Regions from separate parts of the Homo sapiens genome. Here region 1 is linked to region 2. A link is a loop called in an ENCODE intact Hi-C map of the cell type or tissue named here. Cell type or tissue: ovary. All regions are shown on one strand. Each heading gives the region's core, and the rest is flanking DNA. Links, peaks and the distances in the headings are about the cores only.

Region 1 (10,012 bases), core at 2,871-6,870, 190 kb after region 2:
AGCGAGGATGGACAGCTTCAAAGGGCAGTTTGGGGGTTTCTGTTTATTTTCCTGTATGTTCTGGTCACCTCAATCATCTAACCAGAAGAACTGGCCCAAAATTAGGCACAAGAAAAAAGGAAAAAGTCTAGCCCTGCCACATAACTCCTGGAACTGGTTGCAGAAACTGAACTTTGGCTTTCTAAACTTGGTGAAGGAACAACAGCCTCTTTCAAGCAAGGCCCTTTTGTTCCTAGTTCCCAGGGAGGAGGCAGAATCTTTGGCTGAACAAATTCGGTTCAGCCCAAGTCTCCCAGGGAAACGGCGCTGTGCTAAGCCCCCCATGGTCAATGCATTAACTTGCTCCTATCCCAGGCAGATCACCAATCAATTGGATGGCATTGGTTTTGTAATTTCAAAAGCATGTAGCCATCAGATTCATTATGCAATCATGGCCCGTTCGTAAGTAATACCAATAAGAAGTGCTTCCTGAGCAATGTCTCAGTTATGCCTCATGATAACCCTGTGATGTAGACACACCCCCATCTTTCGTTACACAGACAAGGAAACTGAGGCTCGCCAAGCTCAAAACCATTGCCAAGATCATCACTAGTAAGTGGCAGAGCTAAGATTCAAACACAGCAACTGCACATCCCTGGCCTCCAATCAACCAAGAAACAGCCAAATGAAGTAATTTTTTTAAAAAGGGAAAGAGGCCAGGCCTAGTGGCTCATGCCTGTAATCCCAACACTTTGGGAGGCCAAGGCAGGAGGATCACTTGATCGCAGGAGTTCAAGACCAGCCTGGACAAGATGGCAAAACCCCATCTCTACAAAAAATTTAAAAATTAGCTGGATGTGGTGGCACACACCCGCAGGCCCAGCTACTCGAGAGGCTGAGGTGGGAGGATCACTTGAGCCCAGGAAGCTGAGGCTGCAGCAAGCTGTGATTGTGCCACTGAACTCTAGCCTAGGTGACAGGGCGAGACCCTACCTCAAAAAAATAAGACAAAATAAAAAGTAAAAAAAAAACAAATGAAAACAAGAGAGAAGAAAAGAAAAAGGAAAGGACAAGGATGTATTTTTCATCATCGACTTCTTGCCACCTGAAATTACCAGCTTCTTCTCTGCAAGGGTTGTCTCCCCGACTGGAACGAAGGTGTTCTAGTGGGGCTGTGTTTGGTTCACCCCACAGCCCAGCCCTCAGCCGGGCACCTGACACCCAGAAGACCCTGAGCGAAGGTCTGGAGCGAGGGAACTCACAGGGCCCTGCTGTCTGAGCCAGGGCCACAGGCACAACCCCTGCCTTTCCCACAGGTGACAGCAAGGACAGCTCACCGTGCTGGGTCACTCTGCCCAGTCACCACCACAGGCGAAATGGTCGAGCCAGAGAGGCCCTCTCACGGTTCAGCTGAGCCAGGCCCAAGGTCAGCTCGCTGGGGAATTTCTCTCATTCGTTCATTCAATCGATCATTTCTTATTAGCTCATTCAACAAATACTTATTGAGCACTAACCACAACCAGGCATTGTGCGAGGCAGCCTTCTTGGGACAGTGAGTGTTAGGGACTGGTAACAAACGTACGGGGTCCAGTCTGGGGACAGAGAACAGGAAAAGGAAGCAAGCACAGCAGGACACAGCGTCAGACACGGGGTGCATCCTGCCCCTATCAAGGACGCAACCTGGTGGTAGTGAAAGTCCAGCTGGCATCCCCTCCCTCCACAGCAGGGCCTCAGGCCTGGTTTATATATGTTTCTAAATGAAGATCCAGCCCACAACACCAAAGACTGTCCAGGTACAGCATCATCAAGTATGGATGGAAAAAACGGCACATGCAAATGAACACCCTACAAAAATGTTAATTATCATCTCTGGCTGTCGGCATTCTAGGTGGATTTGGTTTTCTTCTGTTTATTTGCGTTATCTAACTGTGCTACAACAAACCCGAGTTCTTTATGTAATGGGTAAGGGGGGTGAACATCTTTAAAAAATAAATGTCCGCTCGTAGATGTATATCCAAAAGAACCAAAAGCAGGGGCGATAATAAATACTTGCACCAATGTTCACAGGAGCGTTACCCACAACAGCCAACAAGGGAACAACTCAAGTGTCTGTCGACCGAAGAATGGATAAATCAAATGTGGTCTATCCAGTCAATGGAACATTATTTGGCCTTAAAAAGGAAGGAAATTCTGGCATGTGCTAAACATGGGGGGAACGTAAAAACCTCACACTAAGTGACATAAGCCAGACACAGAAGGACAAATACCGTATGATTCCACTTAGCTCAGGTACTTCAATAGGCAAACTCATAGAGACAGCAAGTAGAACAGCAGTGACCAGGGGCTGGGACGAGGAGAGAATGGGTACAGAGTTTGTGCTGGGGATGATGAAAAAGTTCTGGGTGTAGACAGTGGTGACTGTGAATGTATTTAATGCCACTGAATTGTACACTTACAAATGGATAAAATGATAAGTATTGTGTTATGCATATTTTACCACAATAAAAAAATTTTTTTAAAACCTCAGAACTTCAGCTGCCAAAACGAATGAATGAATGAATGAATGAATGAATGAATGAGACCTTCACTCTTCCCTGATCAAGATTTTCCTGGTTGCATCATCAAATAGACAAAGTGAGAAAACAGCATGCTGTACCGGGGTAGGGACAGCGACTGGGGCAGTCTCTCTACCTGGGCCTCAGTTTCGCCAACTGTGAAATCAAGGCATCTGCCCCATCGGACCAGATGTGGAGCCTGTGACCAGATGTCATCTTTCCTCTCTTCAGTCTCACAGCTAATTCTAGGAAGGTGCTGGCACTAGGAAGAGCTCTGGCTTAGCCAGCCACCTCTCACTGTGCCCACGCCACTTCCCCTGGGAGACTCCTTTTCTCACCTGTGAAATGCGGAGACTAATGACAAAGCTACTGTCTCTACCCCTGCTTCCCTTACACACTGGCTGCGGCTCCCTCAGAAGATCACAAAGGTGAGGTGGATGGAGCCCTAGCTTCTTCCCTGAGCTGGCTGCCTGGAAAAAGCCACCCCGGCCAGGTAACTCAAGGGACTAGGAAAATCCTGGCTGCACTCAAGCTTGGCAAGGAGGCTGAGGGGCAGGAGAAATGAAGGAGAACTCTCCAAGGCCTGCCTTGTTGTCCAACCAACACCTACTTCATTTTTCCTTAGGTGGAACCATACAAGAGTGGGCACATAAAGGACACCTGGGAAGTCCCCTGAGGTCTCAGGAAAAGCAGTGGAGCCTAGGAAAAGACACACGAGCTCGAGTCGGCCTGACCTGGGTTTGCATCGCAGCTCCACAACCCACAGCCATGTGACCCTGGAGGCCAAGGGCCTGGGGTACCTGTCCCCTCTCTTGTAACACGGGGACACTGCCCACCCAGGGGGCTGAATAAGTGCCTGGCACATCATAGGTGCCTGAGAAATGGCAGGTTCCATTATTTCACCCGGTCCAGCCCTGGCAATCGGTACCCAGCTGGGCAGAGAGCCGGCTTGAATCGTCCTACAAAATCCTCAGGGAGGAGAGAGGACTCCATGCGCACAGCACGCTCATAAAAACAAATCTGAGAATAAAAACCACAACCGCCGTCCCGCCAAACGTAGTGGGAGTAATGAAGCAAACAAAAGGGAAAGTTCAACTCCTTTTTTTGGCTTTAGAACATGCAAATGCAAAATTCAGTGGCAAAGGAATTATCCCAGAAAAATTCCATGTCTAAATCTGAAATGGCCCCAAGGAACTCTGTCCCTCTCTAGTCATTTAAGTGACGTTTTGCTCTAGGGTGTGGCTAAAGATCGGGGCCAGCCAACCTGGGGAGAAACAAAGACAATGAGGAAACTTGTTTATTGGGGTCCTTAAAATGTTAACAACCAAGGAAAACCCTCAGCTTCTCTTAGTGGTGCTTGCTTACCATTGCTGAAGGTGAAGTCCTTGGTATCCAGAAGGAAGGAGCCCATTAGACCTGCACTCATCGTCCACTGCTCCATTCACATCAGCTGAATTTGCCAGGTAGCCTCCATGATAGAGACTCAGTAAAGGATCCATACTTCCCAAATTCCAGGCGTTCAAATGCCAAGACTGCCTTTGCCTCTGTGGATACTCCCTGGGCATATTTTCTCATGCTTAGTATTCTTTAATCGTTGGTCATCAAGGGTTTGTGGTCACTCTGTCCCTCTGCTTTACAGGTCAGGGAGGTGAGGCAGCCCAAGGTCACACTGAGAGCCAGGGCAAAGCTGAGCAGTGAGCCACCATCTGCCTGATTCCAGCAGAACAGCCCTCGGACTCAATCACAACGCAGCTCCAGTGATGCACTACACCTTATCAGAGAGTGAAGAACTGCTCTAAATCTTAAAACAAACATTTTAGGGGCAAGAAGTGCCAACCTTGAAACTCCAGACTGGGATAAAAGAAAAAATATTTCACCATAACCAAGAAGACTAAACACAGCTCAAGCAAGTACAGAAAACGCTGCAGGGACCAGCCCCACACTTACCTGGCCAAAGGAGCAAAACTCTGAATAAAAACCTTGATCTTTCTACTTAATGAAACATTTTTTTTTTTATCACTTACATGTTTATTTCTGTGCAAAGCTCCATTTCCTGCTGGGGAAGCGTCACTGACCCCCTAGCCTGGTTTATTGCCCTAGAGAGGGAGGTGTCCATGAATCCCTAAGAATGCCTATATTATGGATGCTAAAAAACACATAGTTGCTAAGTTTTATAAGCCCTGCTCTGTCTTACCATTTTGCCAGCCCAAGGATCCATAGCTTTCAGCACATTTTCAAAGGGAGTATGTCATTCCCAAATCTAGACCCAGTACCCCAGAACATCCATTCAGCAGGGAATAGTCTGTCATTTTGATTTTTGGTGACTGTGACAAAGGACTCACTGACCATCCACCCAGACACAAGAATGGAAATGAGACCAGGAATGAAAGAAAAAATAAATCACTTCCCAAAGCAAGTCATGGGATGCAGAAATGGACCAAAATTTAAGTGGATATGACAGAAGAGAAGTAAAAGATAATGATGACAACACAGTTCCATGGGTTTCCGAGAAGGAAAGAGGAAGAAAACTAGCCTCATCTTTATGAGGGCAGCCAGCTCCATGAGAACTGCCTATGCAGCTCACCGCAACACGCAATGCCTAGAACGGTGCCCAGCACATACTGCTGAATGTTGGATAAATATACCATGTCATTTACTCTCACAATCCTGGGATGTAGGGATGGGAATTTCAGTTTCCAAGATGAGGGTCAGAGAACTCATGTGATCTACCCAGAGTTACAAGCAACAAGAGGCATTGCTGGGATGTGAACCCAGATCCAGGCACTGCTTTGCAAACCCAGGTGCTTTCCTCTATACCACACTTTGTTTAACCCAAAATCATCTCTTAAGAGCGAACACCCTGGTGTGGAGAAGGCTTCAAAAAAATCCCACTGGCTCCCTTGAGGGTCATTTAACGACTCTGGGCCTTAAGTTCCTAATCTATGCAGTGAAAGAAGCTGGGCTACATCAAGAATGGCAAATAGGGTCCCCGTTGCATGCCAACAACAATTGATTATTAGTGGCTGTCTCTGAGCTCACTGGGAAGACTAATTACGCTAGGGTTGATTAGCAATGTCTACCACGGTCAAGGCAATGAGGAGTGGCAGCACATGTGTCACTTATTTGCCATCCCAGAACTAGATGAACTTCAAGTTCTCTTCCAACTATGGCTGGCTCTGATTCTAATTATAAAAACAAAAAAAGGGGGAAGGGGCAAATGGAGAAGGAAAAATAGGCTAACATTTTCCAACATGGGCCATGGCTGAATTCAGTCAAATCAAGGCTGTCTGCCCAGCCAGCCCCTCATGCTCCATGCACACAGCCCTGCCACATGGGAGGAAGTGGAAAACATCAGATCCACTGCCCACATACTCAACAAGACACCCAATCCAAGCCAGAAGCTGCAGAACAATGGGTTTTGCCTGGCTTGGCCTTAGTTGTAAAACACCTCACCAGGAAGCGTGGTAACCTCGCATCTGGGCTCAAACCTGGGCGGGACCTCTTGCCCATCCTGAGCCTTCACAGATTACTCCAACTCTCTAAGCCTCAGTTTCCTTCATCATTGAAAAACTTCACAGGATTGTCATAACGATCACATACAACAGGGCATCAAAGTTCTTCACAACAAGGCCACAGTGGGTAGGCAAAGAAATGGCCACTACCATCATCACCGTCATCATCACCACCACCATTTTGCTTTGCAGGGGGCAAATTTTCAGAAAAGAGTCCAAGTGCAAGAGATTCTTTTGTTTCTCCCACGTTCAGCATGATGCCCATTTGGTTGCTCTGAACTCTAAAGGGAAGAGGCTCTGAACACCACTCCATCTCCTCAAGCTCCTGGTGCATCAGCCAGGGTCCTGGGAGGAAACAGATGGCAGAGGAAATTTTCACAAAAGGACAATATATTAAGGCATGGGCAGCGTACAGGGGAAGCACAAAAGATGGTTTTTCTACCTAGGGTGACCAGCCGTCCAAGTGTGCCCAGGACTGAGGGGCTTCCTGGGCCACAGGACTTTCACTGCAAAAACCTGGGACAGTCCTGGGCAAACCAGGACAGCAGTCACTTCATTTCTCCCCCATGTATTTCTATCCCTGGGCCTGACACTGCAGGGGAAGGAGCAGTTACAGAAAAACCTGGGTAGAGGGAGTGACATGACTGCAGGAGTGGCTGAGGGACGCCACCCACCCATGGCAACCGCTGGCAACCCGAAGGAAAAGGGAGGAGGGAATAAATAGCCCACTCACCCTCCTCCCATCCTCCATCTCCCCCAGGCTCTCCACTGGCCAGACCCACCCAGAAGGCAGGGGAGCAGAAAAGAATGGAGGGTGGGGTTTCCAAGGCAAAGGCTGGAAAGAATAGAACATGGGCCCAGAGGCAAAGAAAAACACACAGGCCCTGTGTTGACTCTGGGGTGGCCAGGGGAGCCAAACCTCACCTCTCAGAGCCTCCATGGTGAGGCCTTGTGGGGACTCAGTGCCCCTAGCCCTCACACAACAGGAAGGAAAGGAACTTCCCTTCCCCACTGGAGGGGACACTGGGATGTGGCCAAAGTCCCCTTGGTCCATGGGTTTGGTTTGTGGCATTCAAAGGTGAGCCCAGCAGGGCTCGGAGGAAGAAGACCCCTTCAGCTGGCATCTGACAAGGCCACCTCCTAAGAGTGGGAAAGGCTAAGACAATTCCCCAAAGAAGCAGCAGCCTCCTGGGCTTGGTCTAAAGCAGGTGCTCTGTCACTGCAGACCCGAGTGGGGGATCAAAGGCAGGGCCTGCTTGGGGTGGAAGTCTATAAAATCCAGAGAGCACACCCCTGGAATTGCTACGCAGTTTACCCCACGGGTGTGCTCAGACCGGAGGCCACCAGTCAGAGGCAGTGCATGCGTCAGGGGCAATATCGTTTAGAAAATAAAAGCGACTTTCAATTCTGTTTTTAAATCATATTTTCCGAGATCAAAATCTTATTTCCCAAGCACTGCTGCTGAAAGCTGAGGTGAAAACCACCAATAATATCTTAATCCTCCCAACGGCGGGTTTCCATCTTGCTTGGGTTGGGAGCTTGGTGGCTGGGGTTAGGACAGGGGCTGAGAGCCCATTCCAAATAATGGTGCCTGAGGTCACGGAGCGAGGTCACGGAGCAGGGTCACGGCACGGGGTCACAGCGCAGGGTCACAGCACAGGGCCACGGGCACACCCAAGAAGAGCTTCCCTTGACTCCAAGGTCACCAGAAGGTTTCCAAGAAAACTGTGAGACTTTCCTGTCCCTTCACAGCCTGGATGCCAAGGTCCCCCACCATGCAACAGACAAAGGCCTTTATTGACATCGGGTATTCCTGGAAAAACGGACCCAAACCCTGCCTTCAAGCTCACAGTCCTGCAGGAAGCAGGAAGGTATACAGGTGGCAAACCCAACACAAGAGAAGCGGTAGCCACAGTAATGACAGTGATGGTGACGGTGACGGTGACAGTGATGGTGATGGTGATGGTGATGGTGATGGTGACAGTGATGGTGACGGTGACGGTGATGGTGACAGTGATGGTGACAGCGGAGATGACAGTAATGGTAGGGGTCATGATGATGATGATGATGGTAGCAAACATCTGTTGAGCACATGCCACGTGTCCACACTCTACTAAGTACTTTCCATGTATTCTCTCCTTTATTCTCAGAATTCCATGTATTCTCCCCTTTATCCTAGGGAGTGGCTACTCTTATATCCCCAGCTTTCAGATGAGGAAACTGAGAGCTGGATCACACCACTGGTTAAATGGCCTCATATGAAATGTCTGGATCAAAAAGCCTGGCCAGCCCTCCTAATCAACCTGCCCGATCACTGTCCTGTTTTAGGGAAGGACTGACCTGGGCAGGCAGGGGATTTAACGCCTCCACCTCCCTGCAAGACGTAATGGGGAAACAGTGTGCGGGTTTCAAAGTGGAGGCAGGGGGTTTCCTCCTTCCTGATCCCCTTCAAGCAAAGCTTCCCAGAATGGCTGAGCAGGGAGGGCCCTACGCAGGAGCACCCAGTGGAGGCCAGTGGGACTGAGATCAGCCGGGATCCCCTCCTCTAGTCATGCCCCCAGCCAGGGCTGTGCTGGCCCAGAGAGGGTGCCCTGCTTACCACTGGGGGCAACAGAAGAACCCCAGACTGTTCGTCTTTGCAGTGCTCCCTGACCCCTACCCCCCTTCACCAAGCCTGCGGGTAGAACCTGCATGCCAACTCCAGAACCTTGCTTTTTAATAGCCTTCCAGGTGATGGGGTTCAGCTATAAAAAGGAGAGGGACCCACTGCCCAGCCGTGGATGGGTCTGGGGTCAAACAGATGAAGGCCTCTTTAGAAGAGGTGAGAAGCCAGGGTCCCTATCCCCTCTCCTCCCCACTTCCTCATCTCCCCCAAAAACCTGCTTCAATTCAGACAGGGCACAAGAAGCAGGTTTTGAAGTCATTTTTCCTTACGCCAAAACTTTCTAATGCTAATTTCTCCCCCTCTCTCTTATTGGCATGATGTAATTCCCCTTTTCAACAACCCAGATCTCTGAAGTCCTGAGTCATCAGGGCGAAGGCAGGGACAGCGAGGGGGAGGTCAGTCGGGAGGGATCAAAGGTAGGGGGGAGCTTGCCAACGCCCAGGCCAGCTGGGATTTCCTTCTGGGGGCCTGGGGTGCCGTGGCCCACCGGCTCTTGGCCCCACACCATGCCAGACATGGGGACAGGGCTCCTAAGGCCCCCACATTGTTTTTCAGACCTCCTGTGGGCCAGTTCTGAAGAGACGAGGTGACTGTGGGACGGTGCAGGAGTTCCCAGCTCTGTCACATGCCAGCCCGGGCAGCCCCTGCCTGCTCCAGAAAATGGGACCTCACGAGGTAGGTGTGATGATTAAATGAATGAACACAGCAGTTCTCAACCAGGGGTAATGTGGCCCCCCGGGGACATGTGGCAGAGCCTGCTTGTTACGTATCACGGGTTGTTACAACTGTGGGGAGCAGTGGGCCAGCACCTGGCAGGTGGAGGCCAACCTAGAATAAAAGCTCCTCCTGCTCCCTGTGTACCTATGCCACACGCACTCATTTAGGAGAAAGGGTAGATGGCTCCACCCCACATGGTTAATACGGGTGATTTCCAGGTGGTGGGATTCTGGGAGGATTTTTTTCTTCTTGATTTTGTAAGATTGTCGTCAGCCCTGTATGATGGCTTCAGTTTTGCTTTTACAAGAGAGGGGAGGTAAATGTGGAGTGGAGAAGGCAAGAGGCAAAGGCGACCTGGCTGCCCAGCTGGGGTGGTGCCGCGCCACAGGGGAGCAAGCCCTGGCTCCAACTGGGGAAGGTAGCCCTGGAAAACCACTGACTGGCGGGGGGGTCGGAGGGGTTCCAAGCAGAAAGAAGAGGCGTGTGCCAAAGGTCAGAGGCATGGGGAAGCTGAGGCCAGAAGCCAGACAGGGCGGGACGCTCGCTCCACAGTAGACTTTGAACTTCGTGCTCACTGTGATCCA
Region 2 (10,012 bases), core at 3,282-7,281:
AGAAAGTTTTGGACTTTGGAGCATTTCAGGTTTCACGATTAGAGATGCTCGACCTGTGCCGCCATCTGTGAGTACTTGAACAAGGAAAGAGACGGCTGTGCCATAAACAAGGAATCACAGGAAAACTCAGAAGTGCCCGCCCTTCTTTCTTGCTAGTTTCGTGGTGTGTTCTGCTTTGCTTGTCTGTTTTGGTGGACACACAGTGGTGCCAATTCGTATTTCCTAAAAGAGCCACATTGGCTGCTTGTAAAGAGACCTCTCATTTGAACAGTGTTGGCAAGATCGATTGTTCTGGTTCTAGACAGAGCCCCATGGCTCCCACCACCTGGACAGGCTTAAGGCATATGGGGGTATCTAATGTGTTTACAGAAGCCAAGGCAAAAGAAAAGCTTGCGAGCTATGAATTTGCTTTTGCCCAATAAGCTGGCTCCCGAGGGCTGCGGGAGGCCGTGAAGCCAGGTCAGCATCTGAATGAACAACATGAGTCTCTACCGGTCCCCATGAGACGTCCTGACCTAGGTGAGGTTGGACCCAAGATACCTAGAATGCAGGCATGTGAAAGGATGTTTTTTGGATCTGAACACGCTTTTTTTCTTTAGTGGATATGAGTGGAGTTTGAGCAGCCTGTTTATGGTAGATTATTAACTATCAGTCATTTTTCAGCTTCGGGGAGAAGCCTGGCCTTGGTCTCTCCTTATGACTGCTGAGCTCTCTATGCCTCAGGCACTGTGTAAGAGCTTTGTTTTGCTCATGCCACCAATTTCTTTTGATTATGACAGGTTCTCTACTATCCCATTGACTGATCAGCTGCCTAAGACTGACGGGATGCAGTGACTAGCAGGCGCAGGGTAATAGGGGCTGCAGTGAGGATATGAACCCGTCTGTCCTTACTCTAAAGTCTATATTTCCTGCCACTGAGCTACAGTGCTCCACCACCCATCCAAGAAGCAGTTCCTTATTTTGGGCTGCCAAGGGCAGCTCGACACATCCATCCCTCGCCGCCACCCACGCACCTTTCCAGGAAGGCTTTGGCGACCACGGACATCATTTCCTTTGTCCCAGTCACAGGACAGCCCATGCATTCTACAGGGAGCCTTCTCTCCCCCAGGGCCATTTTCCACCCCTGGTAGAGCATGTCCACCAATAGCCACTGCATTAGAGGGAACACCTGACTCTCGAGCTAAGCGGCCACTTTACACGCAACTCAACAAAGGCCTGGGAGGGTGGGGACAGCCAGCTTTGCTTTGCTGGTGGACGGACAGTTCTTTCTCGGAACTGTTTTGCGTCCTTAGCAGCTCCCTCCACGATGCCCCTCTGCCTGCTCCCTCCAGATCCTTCCACCTTCTGGTTGGTCTGGTGATGCCTGGAACCTCTCCAGAGGAGGCCTTGCAAACAACTTGGGCAAACAGAACAGAGAAACAACCCAGCCCCAAAACAGGGCACGGAGGTCGAAGGCAGATGTTTGTTTTTCCAGCTACTAGCTCCAGACCCCTGGCTGAAGGTGCTTACGGGGTTCAGACCACAGACATCTCCTATGACAATGAAAATGTGGCCATGTATCAAAGGCCCTTGCAAGTTAGGCACAGTGCCAAGCACTTTATGCATATGAGAGGATCGCATCTTCAATTCTGTGAAATAGGTACTCGTCTCAGACCCAATTTACAGAAAACAACTGGGCACAGAAAGGCCTAGCAACTTGTCCAAGGCCACCCAGCTACTGAGGGCAGGACAAGGTCCTTCCGACCCTACAACACGGTTTCTCACTCTTCATCTCCATAGTTACATACTTGCCAGAAAGTCTCTACCAACCCGGGTTTATCTCACATCTATGTGCAGGGGCATAAGCTTCATCACTGGGCAGACCCGGGCGAGGGTCCTGGCCCAACACTTAATCTGACTGGCCCTGTGTAAGCTACTTAACCTCTCAGCACCCCTGGTTACTCCTCTATACATTTTAATACTTACCTTGCAGGGTCCTTGGGAGAAACTGGGGAGGTCTAAGGGCCATCAAACTGACCACTGCAGAGCATGCATGAGTGGATGCCGGGTCAGGCAGCCTGGGCTGGAGTCCCAGCTCTGTCCCTAAATGTCAGCTCTCTTCAGTAAAGTAGGGTGAGTAATGCTGACTCCTTGCCTGACACAGTAGCTTCAAAGCACATGGAAACTTCTTCCATTTTCCTACTTTAAATATCTTTATTCCTCCATCCTAGCACTTAAGGGTCAGCTGCCTTTGAGATTTTTACTTTAAAGCCCAAGAAGCACCCTCAGCCAGGTGTCTGGTCCTAGGTGTGGTGGCTCATGCCTATAATCCCAGCACTTTGGGAGGCCAAGGTGGGAGGATCACTTGAGCCCAGGAGTTTGAGACCAACCTGGGCAACACAGTGAGACCCCATTGTTAATAATAATAATAATAATAATAAAGCCCAAGGAGGGATGTGAAGGCCAACAGTCATGCGGTCACCTGAAGCACATCTGAGAGGGGAAAAAAAATCTTGCCCGAGGCCGGCAATGGGGCACGTCTGCTGCCCTCAGCACTGCCCTGATTTAATAAGGGTGTGGTGGTGGTTGAGCCTGGTGGCGCTGAAGTGGTGGCCAAGTTGGTCTCAAAAGCGCTTGGCAACTCTAAGGTGGAACTTCTAGCTCCATTACAAACTTGCCACGTGAGTTGGGCAGGTCACTCAGTATCACTGGGCCTCAATTTCCTCATCTGTGAAGTGAAGACAGAAAGGCCCATCTTTCAGAGAGAATGTGAGTTTTAAAAGAGAGGCTGTCTCACTTTGGGAGGCCAAGGCAGATGGACCATTTGAAGTCAGGAGTTCAAGACCAGCCTGGCCAACACGGTGAAACCTTGTCTCTACTAAAAATACAAAAATTAGCTGGGCATGGTGGCGCACGCCTGTAATCTCAGCTACTTGGGAGGCTGTGGCAGGAGAACGGCTTGAACCCAGGAGGCGGAGGTTGCAGTGAGCCGTCACGCCACTGCACTCCAGATTGGGTGGCACCTGGCACCTGCCTGGCTTACTACAGGTGAGCAGGGACCCCTTCTCCAGATGAGAAGTCTGCACCTGGAGCTGGACATCCAGCACCCAGGCTCAGAATTCCAGCCACTCTGTGATTCATTTCCCAGCCTGGGTTTTTACTCCTCTTGGAACGATGCTGGTCTCCCAACTGAGGACAACACCTCTGACCTCTGTCCCTCTGCCTGAGACTGTCACTGCCACCTACTTTCTACCTCCCACCTCGCCTCCTCCTGGAGTGAGGGACCTTCTCTACTCCACAGACACGGAGGGCCGGTGCCAGGCCCCGTCCCACGGGCAGCGGCCAGTGTGGGCCTGCAGAGAAAGGGGAGGGCTCCAGGCAGCCAGGCACTTGCATGGGAGCTTGACGGGGGAGACTCAGGACCGGGGGTATCACTGTCAGGGGAGGGGGACAGAAGCATCAGTCTGGTGGCTGTGCACAGTTTAAATCAGGAGTCATCAACTCCAGTGTTCCCAGAGGGCCAGGTGAGCAAATAAACGAGAGCAGTATTAATATTTGTAAAGCGCCTAGAATAGCACCTGAAACAGAAAACAGAAAGAAGCACATTTCCGAAGCGCCTTCTGCCTAACCAACAGCGGGACAGACTCGCTGATGAGTTTCATTGTTCACTGCCTGTCTCCCCTGCCGGGACACAAGCTCCAGGGGGGTAGGGGGCTTGTCTTTGCTTGAATTCCCAGATGGTGCCTGGCACAAAGCACACATTCAATATGCGAGGAGGCCAGCAAAGCAGATGGCACAGGAGGCCCAGCCGACGGGTGGCATCAGGTAGCACCAGCTGCAAACCGCGGCTGGATTTTCTGATTGTTTTTAAAGAGAACCTGGAAATTCCCACTGTACTGTGAAATCTCCTGATTTTTAAAATGGTGTTTAAATTAAACAGAGCACATCTACAGGCTTTGTGGGGTGACGAGGGCAGAAAGCTGAATCCCCCTGGACCCCTGGAGCTCATGTGGGCCACTGCTAGGGGAAGACAGAGATGGGGATGGGACTACTGGCTCTCACTGCACGGGGCAACACCTCCTCTTCGGTGCCTACAATCCCCAGACAGCACAGCTGCAAGCAGCTGGGGCAAGCCTCCCTCTCCCAACTCCCACACACGGCTGGGTGGGCAACTGCTCACCTCCTTCGGCAGCAGGGCAACAACACAGCCCACACGGAGCTCTGCCTGCGCCTGCTGCTTGGCATGGAGCCGGTGATCGGTGGAGGGAAAGGCAAACAATGTAAAGGGGTCCAGGGGAGGGGTTTTACCTCTGAGAGCAGTTTCGAGACGATTTCCAGTGGGGCCTGGTTGATGGAGTCATCCTGCAGGGGGGATGTCAGGGCCATGTCCACCAGGGTCCGGATCTCTTTCAAGACAACTTCCCAGCGGCTTGGGTTACTCAGCACTTTCTTATATTTGTAAATCTTTTTCTGGTTGAAAGAGATAAAGAGACAGCAACATGTTACTCACGTAAGGAAGGCAGAAGATGGAAGACAATCAAAGAATCAGATGGGTTAGGGTGTAAAGGGCCCTGAGAAACTGACAACTTGGCCCAGTCCCCGTTTATAAGGAAACTGACACCCCGAGAGAGGAAGGGTCTCATCCAAAGTCACGGGGTGCATTTGCAGCCAGGCCTCCTGACACTAGACTCATTTCCCACACAGGCTCACTTCACCCTGATGATAATCCTTGATAGATTACCTTTTTCTTTTTTCCTGTTTTTTTGTTTTTGTTTTTGCTAAAAGGATGAAGAAACCGAGGTACACAAGAGGTTAGAAAATCTGCCCAGGGCTCTAGAGTTGGCAGAGCTGAGACAGAAACATGTGCTCGGGCTCTCAAGCCAGTGCCCTCACCACCATACTATACTGTCTCCACACAGTTTCCAATGACTTCAAAAAGAAAAGGGGGAGACTTCTCTTTTAGATCGTATCTTCTGCCAAACTCACTTCCCAAGGATTCAAGCGCAGTAAGAGTGGGAATGGTCAGTCCACAAAGGGGCTTTCTCTGAGTTGAAGGCACTGTTTCCGCCTATGTCAATCCCAAGAGGTCGCTTGAAGACAGGTAGTCAGCTAGGGAACATGACAGACAGGATTAAGGCCAGGAATTAGACTCCGGCCAGGTAGGGACTAAACCTGGAATGCTCCCCCGGGAAATCCAGCGCTGCCCTCCGCATCCACCTGGTGAGGAAGACAAGAGTGCTCTCACCTTTGCTTGGGCGCTGTGTCGAAGCCAGAGAGCGGTTGGGACAGGGGCTGCTGCCTCCCTGGATTTGAGGCAGAGTTAGTTCCGCCTCTCTGACATCATGGAAACGGAGGCCCTCGGAAGGCGGAGGTCTGGGCCAAGCACTCCCTCCACCCCCGCCCGGGCTCCCGCCTTTGCAGCTGCCTGCCCCATGCACCCGGCCTGCTTGAGAGACTTTCTAACTGGATGAACTCCTTCATTAAGTGCTCTGCTCCTTAGGGAGAGCCTAATTTTAGTGTTACCATGCCAGCAGCCAGCTGGGGTGACATGTCACAATCTCTGAGCCAAAGTCAGAAAGAGGAGGGGGGAGAGGAGGGTCCCTTGCTGAACTGCTAAGGCTCAAACAGAAACTTAGAAGCTGCCAGAGCCTCCCTGACCGCTGAGTTTCTGAGCTAGGAATTATCAAGTGGTCAAGGGACCCACCGCTATCAAGGAAGTATCTGAGGGACACATTCCATGCCAAGTGGAACGGTTACTTCTGTCGGTGAGGCACACTGGTGGGACGGGAGGTGGACCTGAGTCGGAAAGATCTGGTTCTTCCTAGAAAACTTTCACCTTCTGAGCCTTAGGGTCCTGTTCTGTAAGTCAGGATGGAAAATACCGGCACCTCTTTCAATCTGTAACCCTGACCCATCCTGGACCCATGTGGTCCACTCTATGGAGCCGCATTCAAAAGTCAAGTCCAGATAAATCAGCCAAGAGTCACAAAAAGGAACGCTGAGACTGAATCTGTCTCTTGAAAAACTGAAGGAGATGAAACGTAAAACCTAGGCCAATACGGCATCCCATCTTCCTCCTCTCCATTATTTTCCCGCACCCCATGATTTTCTGGGGCCTCTGATATACTCATTGCCACTGGTGTCGCCCCCATGAACTCACACCAAAGACGGTTTTCATTCCCCCCGCCCATCACCCCAAGTCTTTCCCGTCATCTCTCCCTTCTCCTCTCTCTGCTCCTTCTTTCTCCTTCTCTCTAGTTCTTTCATCTACCCACCTGCCCACCTTTCTTTCCTCCTTCCAGCACCTGGTCTTACTATTCTTTGCCCATTCACCCATTGCACATCAAGAATTAGAAAGAGATCAGCTCTTCTCATAGGCCCAGCAGAGCAGAGGAGGCCAGGGCAGCCCAGCATTCCCCAGGGAGCGGGAGGGGAAAGACCAGGAACATTCACTTGCCAGCCATTGGAGACCCTACGAGGACAGGAAGAAACGCGTGACAAGTTGTCGGGGGTGAGTGTACAGTGAAGAGTAAACATGCAGTTGATGTTGACGATGGTGACAGTGACTACTGGCTGAACTTCATTAACGATGAGACGCACCCAGTCCACTGAGGCGTCTCTGGAACCATAACCAGCCTCCTTCCTAGTTACTGTCAACCAAAGCCGCCCTGTCCTAGTGCTGTGAGCAGGACACGCTGCCTGAATAGCACGATGAAATATCTGTGCAAAACCCAACATGTCTGAAGCAAGAACCCTACCCGCTCCAGAGGATGAATGCTCCTTTGAGCCTCAGAGTCTGTGGTTTTAGTTTGTACCCAGAGAATTGTTTAATTTTTAAAAGACCATGAAATGATCTCACAAAATCCACCCTATATCAAGCCCCAAAGCAAACCACAGCGATCCACACCCGTGTCTTACATTTGCATGGAGTCTGGGCTCTAAGTGGACTCTTCTGATCAGCTGCACATTATTTACTTTTGAAAGATTAATGACTTCATTCTTTTGCGAAAGATGATGCATGCTCATTGCAAAAAATCTAAACTGTACTGAAAAGCACAAAGAAGAGGATAAGTTTTAAAAGGCCTCAAAAATCCCACAACCCAGAAATAGCCACCATTAATATTTGGTGAACATCATTCCAGCGAAGTCTCATTTAAACTTGCAAAATACAACCAGCCCTGAGGTGGGTGGCCATGAGTACAATCTCCTGTTCTCCACACACAGATGCCACTCAAGATGCAGAGGCAACCAGTCTGAGGCATAGCAGGGCCCAGTGGGCAACGCTGGCACCAACGCAGTTTCAGACACGAGCCCTCGGGGTCGGTACACCCAGCCTCAGCTCATCCACAGCTCCCCTCCTTGGAGCGGGGAGGACAACAGCTTTCCCGGGAGGGCCCAAGCCCTTGCCTCACAGGCATCCATGGGAGAGTCTGCAGAGGCTGTATTCAGAGCCAGAAGATCCCAGGGCTTGTACCAAGGGCTAAAATTTCATGAGGACATACCATGTGCCAGCACAGTGCTAGCTCTTATGAGCTTTATCCCACTCAATCCTCACAGTATCCCATGAGTTGGGGGCTTGTCATAGGGAGGACCCTGAGACAAGGGACTGAGTGCAAATGGCTTACTGATCTGAGAGGGAACAGCAGGAAATACTGGTGGGGAGAGTGGGGAAGTGAGACGGGCAAGAGAAGACAGTCAATAAACAGGGCACTGTCAAGCACATGATATAGGCAATGAGGGCTCACTCCTGCTGGGGGCTCTAGGGGACAGTGCAGATCACACTCAGAGTTGACGTTCCTAAAGAGTGAGGGAGCTGGCCATTTGTCCATTAGCTCCCTAAACTCTTCAGGGCTTTTTTTTTTTTTTTTTTTTTTTTTTTTTTTTTTTTCTGAGACAGAGTCTTGCTCTGTCACTCAAGCTGGAGTGTAGTGGTGAGATCTCAGCTCACTATAATCTCCACCTCCCAGGTTCAAGTGATTCTCCTGCCTCAGCCTCCCAAGAAGCTGGGATTACAGGTGTGCACCACCATGCCCAGCTAATTTTTGTATTTTTAGTAGAGATGGGCTTCACCATGTTGGCCAGGCTGGTCTTGAACTCCTGATCTCACGTGATCCACCCGCCTCGGCCTCCCAAAGTGCTGGGATTACAGGCGGCAGCCACTGCGCCTGGCCAACTCTTCAGGGCTTCTGACTGCCGTGTGCCCAGGCCAAAGTGATCCCACAGCCAGAAAAAAGCATGCGCTCTGCAGGGTCACAGGTGTTCATGGTGCACAGCTGGCAGCCCTCACGCGATGCTGAGGGGGTGGCCAGCTGCAGCTTCTGCCAGAGGATTGTTGGTGTTCTCTGTGCACAGAAGCCTATCATGGCCCCGAGAGGTCAAGAGACTTGCCCAGAGTCAAGCAGCTAGAAAGGGACAATTCAGGAATGAAAACTGGCTCTGGCCACTGCAAAGCTCTTTCCATCACATCAGTGAGGGCCACGATGGTCGGGTGAAGAGGATATCAGATTTGCCAAGAGATCCTGAAGAAGTGTCAAGAATGCTTGGTGACACAAGGACAAGATCCAGAAACAAGATCCACAAGGCTCTGAGAGTGGAGGCCAGGTAACCAGAAGGCGGTGGAAGCAGCAGGGGGAGGGTGGGCTACGGCTCTGCGGGTGCGGGGGGAGGGTGGGCTACGGCTCTGCGGGTGTGGGGGGAGGGTGGGCTACGGCTCTGCGGGTGCGGGGGGAGGGTGGGCTACGGCTCTGCGGGTGCGGGGGGAGGGTGGGCTACGGCGTTGTGGGTGCGGGCTGCAGGCAGGCCCCTGTTCCCAGAAGAGGCTCTGAGCCCCAGGTCAGGGTGGCCACAGGGATGAGGGAGGCCTGTCCAGGATCAACAGGGCCCTGTCCCTCCTCCCTAGGTGACAAATTAGCATGCCTCATCCCAGGAACTCTGATGAGCTCATCAGGTGATGAATCATGGTGGAGCTGGGATAGGGACGCCTCCGGAATCCCTGCTCCAGGCTCCCTGGAGGCTGGCCCTCAGCTTTGCAATATGGTCTTCCTGCTGAGTGCGCTTTGCCAGGTGGGGTGGGTGGCCTGGTGGTTTGTCTAGCATGGACCCCACAGGCCACTGGATTCTTCTGAAGTGGGGAGTACACAGGGGCCTTGGAACTGTTCTGTGGCTGGGCACACGACCTGGTGTTTTCACAGAAAGGGGCTGACTTAGAGCAGGGTTGGTGAACTATAGCATGCGGTGAAACCCAGCCCCCTGCCTGTTTTTGTTCGATGAGACCAAGAATGGTCTCACAAACTGTAGGAGTTGTGACGGAAAATAAACACAGAATATGCAACAGAAATCCAATGTGGCCCACAAAGCCCCAAATATTTGCTATCTGGCCCTTTGTAGAAAACAGTTTGCCAAGGTCTGGCTTTAAAAGTCAAATTCCAGCCTAGGAGTAAGCATGCAAAGAAGATGCTCAACGTCATTAGCCCTCGGGAAAACGCAAGCTAAAACCATAAAGAGATACGACTTCGTCCTACGAGGATGGCTGTAATAGAAAATGACAGACAACGCCAAGTGTTGGCAAAGGTGTGGAGAAACTGGGAATCTTGTGTGTTGCTGGTGGGAAGGTAAACTGGTACAGCCACCTTGGAAAATTGTTTGAAAGTTTCTTAAAACATTATACATAAATTTATCATATGACCCAGCAATTCTGTTCCTAGAAATCTACCCAAGAGAAAGAGAAACAAACTCCAAAGACATGCCCAAGAATGTCCATAGCAGCATTCTTCACAGAAACAACTTAAATTCATCAACTGATGAATGGATAAACAAGATGTGGTATAGCCATTCAACCAAACAGTATTTGGCAATAAAAAGGATTGAATTACCCACATGCTACAAGACGGATGCAACTCATAACCACTACACTAAGGGAAAGAAGCCAGATAAGAAAGACATAGTGTATGATTTCTCTTATGTGAAATGTCTAGAAAGGCAATTTCACAGAGACAGAAAGTGGAACATTCATTGCCTGGGGCACAGAACAGGA

The links. Hi-C counts contacts between places; a loop is a spot of excess contacts. Peaks named below come from ENCODE experiments on the same cell type or tissue, not always from the same donor. Only the 100,000 strongest peaks of a DNase experiment are listed, where the experiment ranks them.
Region 1: it touches region 2 in a loop (5-fold over the local background); 1 of 110 quality-filtered maps calls a loop at or near these places.

Annotation. Positions count from the first base shown.
Region 1 is chr16:81,457,042-81,467,053 of GRCh38, reverse strand. The region is part of intron 1 of CMIP (c-Maf inducing protein); the gene reads right to left. Among named protein-coding and RNA genes, the nearest start is that of CMIP, 17 kb to the right of the region's middle. RefSeq lists enhancers at 2,743-3,282, 8,956-9,250, 8,621-9,306, 9,307-9,991, 9,776-10,012 and a silencer at 9,776-10,012. In ovary, for the core only: no CTCF peak of the experiment used is centred there; no DNase peak of the experiment used is centred there.
Region 2 is chr16:81,646,640-81,656,651 of GRCh38, reverse strand. CMIP (c-Maf inducing protein) reads right to left here. Exons shown (of 21, transcript NM_198390.3): 4 at 4,288-4,449. It overlaps LOC105371362 (a long non-coding RNA gene), which reads left to right and starts at 8,495. Exons shown (of 4, transcript XR_007065138.1): 1 at 8,495-8,580. RefSeq lists enhancers at 2,497-3,222, 3,223-3,947, 4,057-4,116. In ovary, for the core only: a CTCF peak has its summit at 5,247; DNase peaks (open chromatin) are centred at 4,138 and 5,361; H3K4me3 peaks cover 2,037 bases; H3K27ac peaks cover 2,821 bases.